2 separate regions of the Homo sapiens genome follow, and region 1 is linked to region 2. Evidence: chromatin contacts called from ENCODE Hi-C or POLR2A ChIA-PET data. All regions are on one chromosome and are shown on one strand. The core of a region is the stretch at or near the end of the contact, and the rest is flanking DNA. Distances in the headings are between cores, read along the strand shown.

Region 1 (4,805 bases), core at 751-3,250, 700 kb after region 2:
ACCGCACCCAGACCACCTGCACATTTAGAATTGTGAACTTTTTCTCTATACTTCAATAACTTAGTTCTAAGATTTATTTGACACAAAGTTCTCGGAAATCGTAGTTATCATTTTAGAACAGAAAAAAGACCACCTGGGCCAGGTGCGCTGGCTCACGCCTGTAATCCCAGCACTTTCGAAGGCCGAGGCGGGCAGATCATTTGAGGTCAGGAGTTCGAGACCAGCCTGACCAACACGGTGAAACCCCGTTTCTACTAAAAATACAAAAAAAAAAAAATTAGCCGGGCGTGGTGATGTACGCCTGTAATCCCAGCTACTCGGGAGGCTGAGGCAGGAGAATATATCCAGCCTAGGCAACAGAGTGAGACTCAGCCTTAAAAAAAAAAAAAAAAAAAAAAAAGAAAAGAAAAGAAAAGAAAAAGAAGGCCGGGCACGGTGGCTCACGCCTGTAACCCCAACACTTTGGGAGGCTGAGGCGGGTGGAACACGAGGTCAAGAGATCAAGACCATCGTGGCCAACATGGTGAAACCTCATCTCTACTAAAAATACAAAAATTAGCTGGGAGTGGTGGCGCGCGCCTGTAGTCCCAGCTACTCGCGGGGCTGAGGCAGGAGAATTGCTTAAACGCAGGAGGTGGAGGTTGCAGTGAACCAACGTCGCCACTGCACTCCAGTCTGGCGACAGAGCGAGACTCCCTGTCAAAAAAAAAAAAAAAAAAGAAAAGAAAAGAAAAAGAAAAAGAGCTTCTGGTACACTGGTGAAATTCTACTAACAAAATTTTAAAACAAAAAAAGTTACTTACATCAGCTCAGAACAAAGATTAAAAACTACCAGCAGATCACTTTTCTTTAACTTCAGTAAGCACTGGAATTCATTCTTTCGGCAAAGAAAGGAGTTTATTATTCAACACTGTAACCCAAAGAAAAGATACCACTTCAAGAAAATACTTCTTTTCGAAAGCAGCTCTACCAGCAATAGATAGGAGGAAAGCGAGGAAACCATTCCAAAAGGCTTGGTTTAACTCTTGGGTGAAAGGATGCCAAATGAGATGATCTAAGAAGCCCCAAAGACAGACAGACAGACAGACACAGGGAAATCACAGCAACTCTTTTGAGTGGAAACACCAACACCACAATCCAACCTACCGGAAATCCTGAGGTTAATTTGAGGCTTGCCCCACTAGTCATAAGGTGATTCAGGAATGGCTACAAACTCTTCTCAAGTTCATTCTGGACCTGGCACATCTGTCTTGCCCATCAGCAGCCTGGAGACACGCCATGCGCAGAATCCCGGAGGCCAAGTAAAGACGCCAACTTTGCAAGTCAGGGGGGCGAGTGCTCTCGCCCCTCAGGTCCCCAAAGGGAACCGACTTCTGGCCTCGAGGGTGGGGTGCAGGGTCAGTGTCCTCCACGGGATTTACGAGGACGTGCCCCCGAAGCTGCTCCGTCCCTCCACCGCCCTGGGACGCCACAGTTAGACCCGCCGACGAGTTTCTTCCCCAGCGCCCACGAGAAGGAGGGCTGCGGGCGGCGGCGGCGGCGACAGGCGAGGAAGCGAGTGCAGGGAACTTAGGCCCTGGCGGGGCCAGGCGCGCCCGCCCCGCTCCCACAGCAAAACTTGCGGCGGCCCCCGCCCGCCGCGCCTCGGCCCAGCTGTGCGCCAGCGGAACACGGACTCACCGCCCGCCCGGCCTCCCGGCCCGCCCGGCCTGGCGCAGCGCCCCTCACCTTGGAAACGTTGAGTAGACTTCGCCGTAAACATTAACTTCCCATCCAGCCGGCAGCCGCGCCGCCGCGTCTCAGCGCCTCGGCCCCGCTCCTGGCTCCACGGGTCGCCCGTCCCGAGTTCCCAAAAGCACCACGCTCACTCAGAAGCTCAGGGCCGCCTCGCGACCCTCACCTACCCCTCCCGGCACCGCCGCTGTCGGAACTGCAGCCAGCCCCTTGCCAGCTGGCCAGCTGGTTCCTCCGGGGTCCGGCCCGGCCGCGTCAGGAGAGCCCAAGGCGCAGGCGCGGGAGGGCCTTAAAGAGACCCGGCAGCCTCTACCGCAGAATGGGTTGGAGCAGGTTAGGGGCCGGGCGGGCCGGCCGAGAAAAGGAGAAGGCGAAGGGATTGGACGGAGTGCAGAGGAGGCGGGGAAATCGCTCTCGCCCTCCGCCTCTCTTTCAAAGCACCAGCCTTCAGTCCTGCAAGTCGCCGACTTCCCCGGCCACTGGAACCGCCCCTTCCATGTTAAAACGGTAGAAGACACACCCCCTCGGGGGCCCGAAGCGACCCCGAGCTTAGGACTGCAGGCCTCGCGCTGCCGCACCGACGCGGAGCCTGACTTTCAGGGCCCTGGCACGCGGTGCTGACGCGCATGCTTCGGAAGGCAGCCCCGAGCTCCCCCAGAGGTGGCCTTAGGGCACTCGCAAAAACAATAATCAACGCGTAAATGACACTTGTAATTGTAATGTACTCTTACACGTGTCTTCGCATTGGGTTTATGCAGACTACTGCAGGGGGCAGAACATGGGCACGAATACGTAAGATTCAGCCGGGCAGCCCTCCAGCGTCAACGAAGACATTCTTAGAAGGAAAGTACTTTGTTTGGGACGGAAACAGCCTATTAATTTCTGGTCCAGGAAAAGCAGGCAAGAAAAAGTAAAAAGGCAATACAGATTACTTTCATTATATGTTTAGAAGTGACAGCCGGGCGCGGTGGCTCACACCTGTAATCCCAACACTTTGGGAGGCCGAGGCGGGCGGATTGCCTGAGGTCAGGAGTTGGAGACCAATCTGGCCAACATGGTGAAACCCCGTCTCTACTAAAAATACAAAAAAAAAAAATAGCCCGGCGTCGTGGCGTGCGCCTGTACTCCCAGCCAAGCTACTCTGGAGGCTGAGGCAGGGGAATTGCTTGAACCACGGAGGTGGAGGTTGCAGTGAGCCAAGATCGCGCCACTGCACTCCAGCCTGGGCGACAGAACGATACTCTGTCTCAAAAAAAAAAAGGGACAAAAATTATAATAATTAGCAGCACAAGAAACTCCGGAATTATTTGTCTAGAAATTAGTATCCCTATTTTTAAATTTAAATTTATAAGACAGAATTCGCAGATGGGTTTCCACTGAACTAAGCATTTCAGAAAAAAAAAAAAAAAAAAACCTTACTTTTTTTTCAACAAGATTAGGAAATACCAAGAAATAGGAAGTAAAGCCATGCCCTCCACCCAGCTAAAAACTTTGAAAACTTGAACTTTTATCTGAGGCATATGTTTGCATAACTTTAGGTTGTGCCATTATTTAAAGAAATTTCAATTAACAATTTTATTGCAACTCAATCCTTGTATAAGAAAACTAAGCTACATCCTTGATAATGTACCTCTCCCCTCTTATATTCCATCCGTCAGCAAATTCTATTGGTTTTTCCCTTACAAATGGTCCTTGAATCTGTCCTCTCCTATTTCCTCCATCACCACCCTAGTCTAGGCTACCTTCACCTGGGGAGTGGGGGTGGAGGGATTACTGACCTAGTCTTCTTGTGGTTTACCCATATTCCCTTTATCCCCTCTCTAATCTCAACACAACAGGCAGAGTGACTTTTTCAAAATAACAGTGTGACCCTGTCACTTCCCAGCCTAAACCACTTAAACACTTTCCCATTCTCTTAGAAAAAACCCTCCTAACTAACCAAGCCCTGAATGGCCAGGTGCCTTGCCCACCTCTCCACCTCTTCTCACTGCTCAGACCAATTCCACCCTGCTGTCTGTGCTCCAGCCACGCTAGCCTCTTTTATTCCCTATTTACCGGCTTCCTGGCCTCAACAGAGCTTTTACTCATGCTTTGCTCTGTGCCCAGAAAGTTCTCCCAGTCCTCATCCTTTGACAACGGCTCTAGTATCCACCTCTGAGAAGCATCTTCTGACCTCCCTATGGTGGTCTCTTACTCCTTTCACATCGCATGAAACTGTAATTGGGTAGTTATATTGGTGAATTTTTTACTATTAGCTCCTTAAGTCCAGGATTTGATTTTGTTTGTTTCATGGTTGTATTTTCATATTTGTTAAATATATATTTGTTCAGTAAATGAAAATTATAGATGCTAAAACTTAAACTAAATTTGGCATAAAGTCAGAGAAAGGTAAAATGTCACCATCTGACATTTGGAATCAGAATCTAAAAACTTCAGTTATGTTAAAACTGATTTTATATCATTTTAGCTGGGTTGTCACAAGATTCTTTGGGTAACCTTTAAAACAGTTCTCAAAGAGCCTTTTGTAAGCACCTGAATTAATAATGATAAGACATGGGATGGCCCACATAAAACTAATAACATTGATTGCTTCAAGAGAGGAAGACTGAGCCAAGCACGGTGGCTCACGCCTATAATCTAAACACTTTGGAAGGCTGAGGCCGGCGGATCATTTAAGATCAGGAGTTTAAGACTAGCCTGAGCAATATGGCAAAACCCTATCTTTACAAAAAAAAAATACAAAAAAAAATTTAGACAGGTGTGGTGGTAGGCACCTGTAGTCCTGCTACTTGGGAGCCTGAGGCAGGAGGATTGCTTGAGCCTGGAAGGGTGAGGCCGAAGTGAGCCATGATCGTGCCACTGCACTCCAGCCTGGGCGACAGAGAAAGATCTTGTCTCAAAAAAAAAAAAAAGAGAGAGAAAGAGAGAGGAAGACTGGGTGACTGGTGGGTACCAGTGGGAAGGAGATTTTTACTGCATGCCCAAAAGGTTTAAAATTGTACCTTTTTTATCTTAAAGTATGTGAATTATCTATGTGAAGATAAATGACACAAAGTATGTGAATTATCTAT
Region 2 (4,411 bases), core at 979-3,478:
TTAAAAGATCCTACATATGAGAGTATGCAGTATTTGTCTTTTTTCTTTTTTTTTTTTTTTGAGACAGAGTCTGGCTCTGTCGCCCAGGCTGGAGTGCAGTGGCAATCTCCGCTCACTGCAAGCTCCGCCTCCCAGGTTCACACCATTCTCCTGCCTCAGCTTCCTGAGTAGCTGGGACTACAGGTGCCCACCACCATGCCTGGCTAATTTTTTTTGTATTTTTAGGAGAGACAGGGTTTCACCGTGTTAGTCAGGATGGTCTCGATCTCCTGACCTCATGATCCGCCCACCTCGGCCTCCTAAAGTGCTGCAATTACAGGCGTCAGGCAGTATTTGTCTTTCTGTGCCTGGCTAATTTTACTTAACGTCCTCCAGCTTCATCCATGTTGTCACAAATGGCAGGATCTTCTCTTTTAAGAATGAATAATATTCCATTGTATATATACAACATTATCCGTTAATCTATCCTAGGGACAGTTAGGTTGTTTCCATATCTTAGCTATTGTGAATAATGGGGCAACAAACATGAAAGTGCAGATATCTCTATGAGGTGCTAATTTCATTTCCTTTGGGTATATACCTGAAGAGGGTTTGCTGGGTCATGTCATAGTCCTATTTTTAATTTTTTGAGGAACCTCCATACTGTTTTCCATAATGGCTGCACCAATTTACATTCCTACGAAAAGTATATGTAAATTGACTAAATTTGCCAGTCAAAATATAAATACTGCCTGGGTTATAATACACCATTATTATGGTGTAACACACCATATATTATAGTGTGATATATGACATTGTGTGACCTTGGCCAAGTTTACCTATCCTTTGTATGCCTCAGCTTCCTCATCTGTAAATAGGTCTGAAGACAGTACCTAGCTAAATGGTTGTTGTAAGGATTAACTGAGTTAAAACACACAGAGCAAATAGAGTAGCGTTTATCACATAATAAGGATTCAAATATAAGCTACTATTATGTTATCTTTGACACCCCTCGTTTCTACAGGAATAATTAAGAATCAATTATCCATCCAAGCATTTGGGAATTAATTTTAAAAAATCAATTATCCAGTTATATTTTTCAGAATTAAGATGTCTGAATATTTGAGAGGGGGCATTATCTGAAGAAATGGTTACCTCTTGGCCAATCTTATGGTACAAATACAAAGTCCATATATTCCCCTCCCCGCCTCCTTTTTTTTTTTTTTTGTTTGGTAGAGACAGGGTCTCCTTATGTTGCCCAGGCTGGTCTCTAATTCCTGGGCTCAAGTGATCCTCCCGCCTTGGCTTCCCAAAGTGCTGGGATTACAGGTGTGAGCCACCGCAACCTGGCCAATGTATTTTCCAAGCAATTACTATTCTTCACCTTGTGTGTAGAGTTTGTGAATGAAACAGATTTTTTTTTTTTTTTTTTTTTTTGAGACAGGGTCTTGCTGTGCTGTTCAGGCTGGAGTGCAGTGGTGCAATCATGGCTCACTGCAGCCTCGACCTCCCGGGCTCAAGCCATCATTCCGCCTCGCTTCCCAAGTAGATGGGACTTGCCCGGCCCGAAGCGGAACTACTGAGTTTCCTTATTTTGGAGGCAGTAATCAAATAAAAAATACCAAAACCTTAAATGATAATCAGTTTGCTACTTTATTTGGGACAAAAGAGAATTCTATATTTCATCCATCCATCACTTCACTGCTCAAAGACTTTGCCCCTTACCTATTTCTCCCTTCTTGGTCATAAATGTTAGGGCTTTATATGCAAAGCCCTGTGCTTTCTCCGATCAAGTCCAAAAGCTTGTATGAGCCACTCCTTGGATAAGAAGGGGATGGGGCCTTCTAGATGCTGTAAGTATCTCTTATATTGAACTCAGAATTGTTCTGACTGGCAGTTTATGAAGTTCTTCCCCTACTCCTCCCATCGCCAATTTTTCTTGCCCCAAACATTTATACCTCAGGGTTAAGAAGCCAGGTAAGTGAGGGGGTGTGACTCGCCCAGTCTTTCGTTGGAAAAAAGTGTAGACCTGTCAGGAAGACACAGCATAGAAAGGCTGCATGTGCTGATTTGAACTCGAGCCTCAGTAAAACATTGAAATGAATGAACACCAACCGGAAGGGAAAGAAGAGGGGAGGGGATAAGGAGCCTGAGGATTGGTTTGCCCCGCGGGATGGTCCGCGCCTGAGCCATGGGAGGCGGGGTGCCCGCCGGCAGAAGTAAACAGAGCGAGTACGCCTGCGCACGCTCTTCCTGGGTCAAGAGCCGGCTCGGTTCTGGGATTCTGAGGCTCCCCACCGCGGTCCGGCTTCTCTGGGAGACTGTCTACAAACCGACGAGAGGCGTCAACCTTTTACCCTAGGGGGCGGATTTGGGTAGGAGCCGAGCGTTCGGTCGGAAACGCCCCCTTCTTCCTCCTGGGCGGGGCAAGTGAGGCCAAGTACTGGGCCTCCAGGGCGTCGTACCTCTGTGAGACATGGCTCGCTGTGGGGAAGGCAGTGCGGCCCCCATGGTACTTCTGGGGTCCGCTGGAGTTTGCAGTAAGGGGTTGCAAAGGAAGGGGCCGTGTGAGCGGCGCCGGCTGAAGGCGACGGTGTCGGAGCAGCTCAGCCAGGATTTGCTCAGGTAGGAGGAGGCGGGAACTCTGGCTGCTTCAGTTCCTAAATCGCCCACCTCCGCCCCGAAGCTGAGGCTTCTTTCGGCTCTGCCTCCCCCTCCCTCAGCACTTGGTTCTCCTCGCCTCAGGCGACTGCGGGTCGTTAGCCAGTCTCCCCACTATTCCGAAAAGTGGCTTCGCTCGCCCTGAATAAACAATCCCGAGCACCTCGACACCATGTACCAGATTCAAAAGGAAAACAAAAAAAGCTTAGTCGTGTGCAGCACTAGTTTGCTAGAAATATCTCAACACAGGCACGCTTAGTTGTTTCCAATCACTAAGGTCGGGTGGATCCAGGTCCTGAAACTTACACAATTTTTAAAATAAGCTTATACTATTTTAAGAAAAATAATAAAATTAGGAAAACGATTATTTGAAATGAGGAAAGAACAATACTATAGTCTTGGAGGTCTCTTCTGAGGTCTCTTTAAACAATTTACCAGAAATGCTTCCTGATTGCGACCTGGATTCCTCTCTCCACCTAGAGCTCTCTGTAGCTCCCAGCAACTCTCAGCTCCTGTGAGGACCAAAGCAAATGGAGGGTCTTCCTGACATTTAACCTTTGTAAGCCTCATGGATATCCTTCTCGGGTTATTGGGAATCCAGCTAAAGTAATTTCAGCTTACAAAGAAATTGAAGCTTAGAAATATGACCTAGCTAATTTACATTTCCAGCAAGACATTGATTCTTAAACTTGGGTGGGCATCACTGAAATTTTCCATTTCTAACAAGGCCCCAAGTGATGCTAATGCTGCTGGCTAGGGTGACTATGAGAACCACTGAGGTAAACATAATTACTAATAATTAAAAGTTGTGCAGCATTCTACTTTTTTTTTTTTGGAGACGGAGTCTCGCTCTGTCGCCCAGGCTGGAGCGCCGTGGCGCGATCTCGGCTCACTGCAACCTCCACCTCCCGGGTTCAAGCCATTCTCCTGCCTCAACCTCCCGAGTAGCTGGGATTACAGGCACGCGCCACCACGCCCGGCTAATTTTTGTATTTTTAGTAGAGACGGGATTTCATCATGTTGGCCAGGCTAGTCACGAACTCGTGACCACAAGTGATCCGCCCGCCTCGGCCTCCCAAAATGCTGGGATTACAGGCGTGAGCCACTGCGCCCAGCCAGGATTCTACATTTTGAAGTGCTTTCTGTCAAAAACTCACCCATACTTAAGGCTCCGATAGCTATAAACAGAATTTATCAAAGTAAAAAAAAAATCCCTTTAATTTGGGACTATCTACTGGGGAAGCTACTTTGTCTCTACCAGGGAGGGACTGATGAAAAAGATGGAAAAAATAATACTAAAGTTGTTAACGTTTCTAGGGTAACACATCTAATTTATATGAAGAAAATGAGGTTAAAGTATTGCTAGTGAACAATTTATCCTTATCTTAGTTACAACTGAGGGTAGGACTCAGAACTCTCAAATTCTTATTATAAACAAAGAAAAATAGATGTAGCAAGGTTTTTTTTTAAAACAAAACAAAACAAAATGCTCACCCAACCACCTTAAATGCTATACTAAATTAATTTTCTCCAAGCATAGCAATGTCATTTATTTATTCTACAAATACTAATGAAGTATCTAGCACTGACCACGTACCTAGCCCGGTACTAGGTCTTAAGTAATAAACGTTAATAAAACATTGCTTTGTTGTTTGTCCTTACACTCTAGTGAGAGAGGAAATGGCTAAATAAAAGTGATAGTTGTGGTGGGGTGAGTTGGGAAGACTTTATAGGGTGACATTTGAGTGAGCTCTTAGGGATTGGTTAAGAA

Evidence for each region. Hi-C counts contacts between places; a loop is a spot of excess contacts on that map. ChIA-PET counts read pairs that join two places held with the same protein, here RNA polymerase II (POLR2A). Pooled maps may share reads with other maps.
Region 1: a pooled map shows a loop between it and region 2 (5-fold over the local background). The contact joins the promoter of EVI5 here to the promoter of BTBD8 in region 2. A Hi-C loop is called at or near these places in 6 of 50 pooled maps. POLR2A ChIA-PET finds 5 or more read pairs at or near these places in 3 of 52 experiments (T-cell, WTC11 and activated T-cell).

Annotation. Positions count from the first base shown.
Region 1 is chr1:92,783,108-92,787,912 of GRCh38, forward strand. It overlaps EVI5 (ecotropic viral integration site 5), which reads right to left and starts at 2,001. Exons shown (of 20, transcript NM_001350197.2): 1 at 1,729-2,001. RefSeq lists a silencer at 1,582-1,851 and an enhancer at 2,122-2,401.
Region 2 is chr1:92,078,117-92,082,527 of GRCh38, forward strand. It overlaps BTBD8 (BTB domain containing 8), which reads left to right and starts at 2,229. Exons shown (of 18, transcript NM_001376131.1): 1 at 2,229-2,604. The coding sequence starts at 2,456. RefSeq lists an enhancer at 3,502-4,169.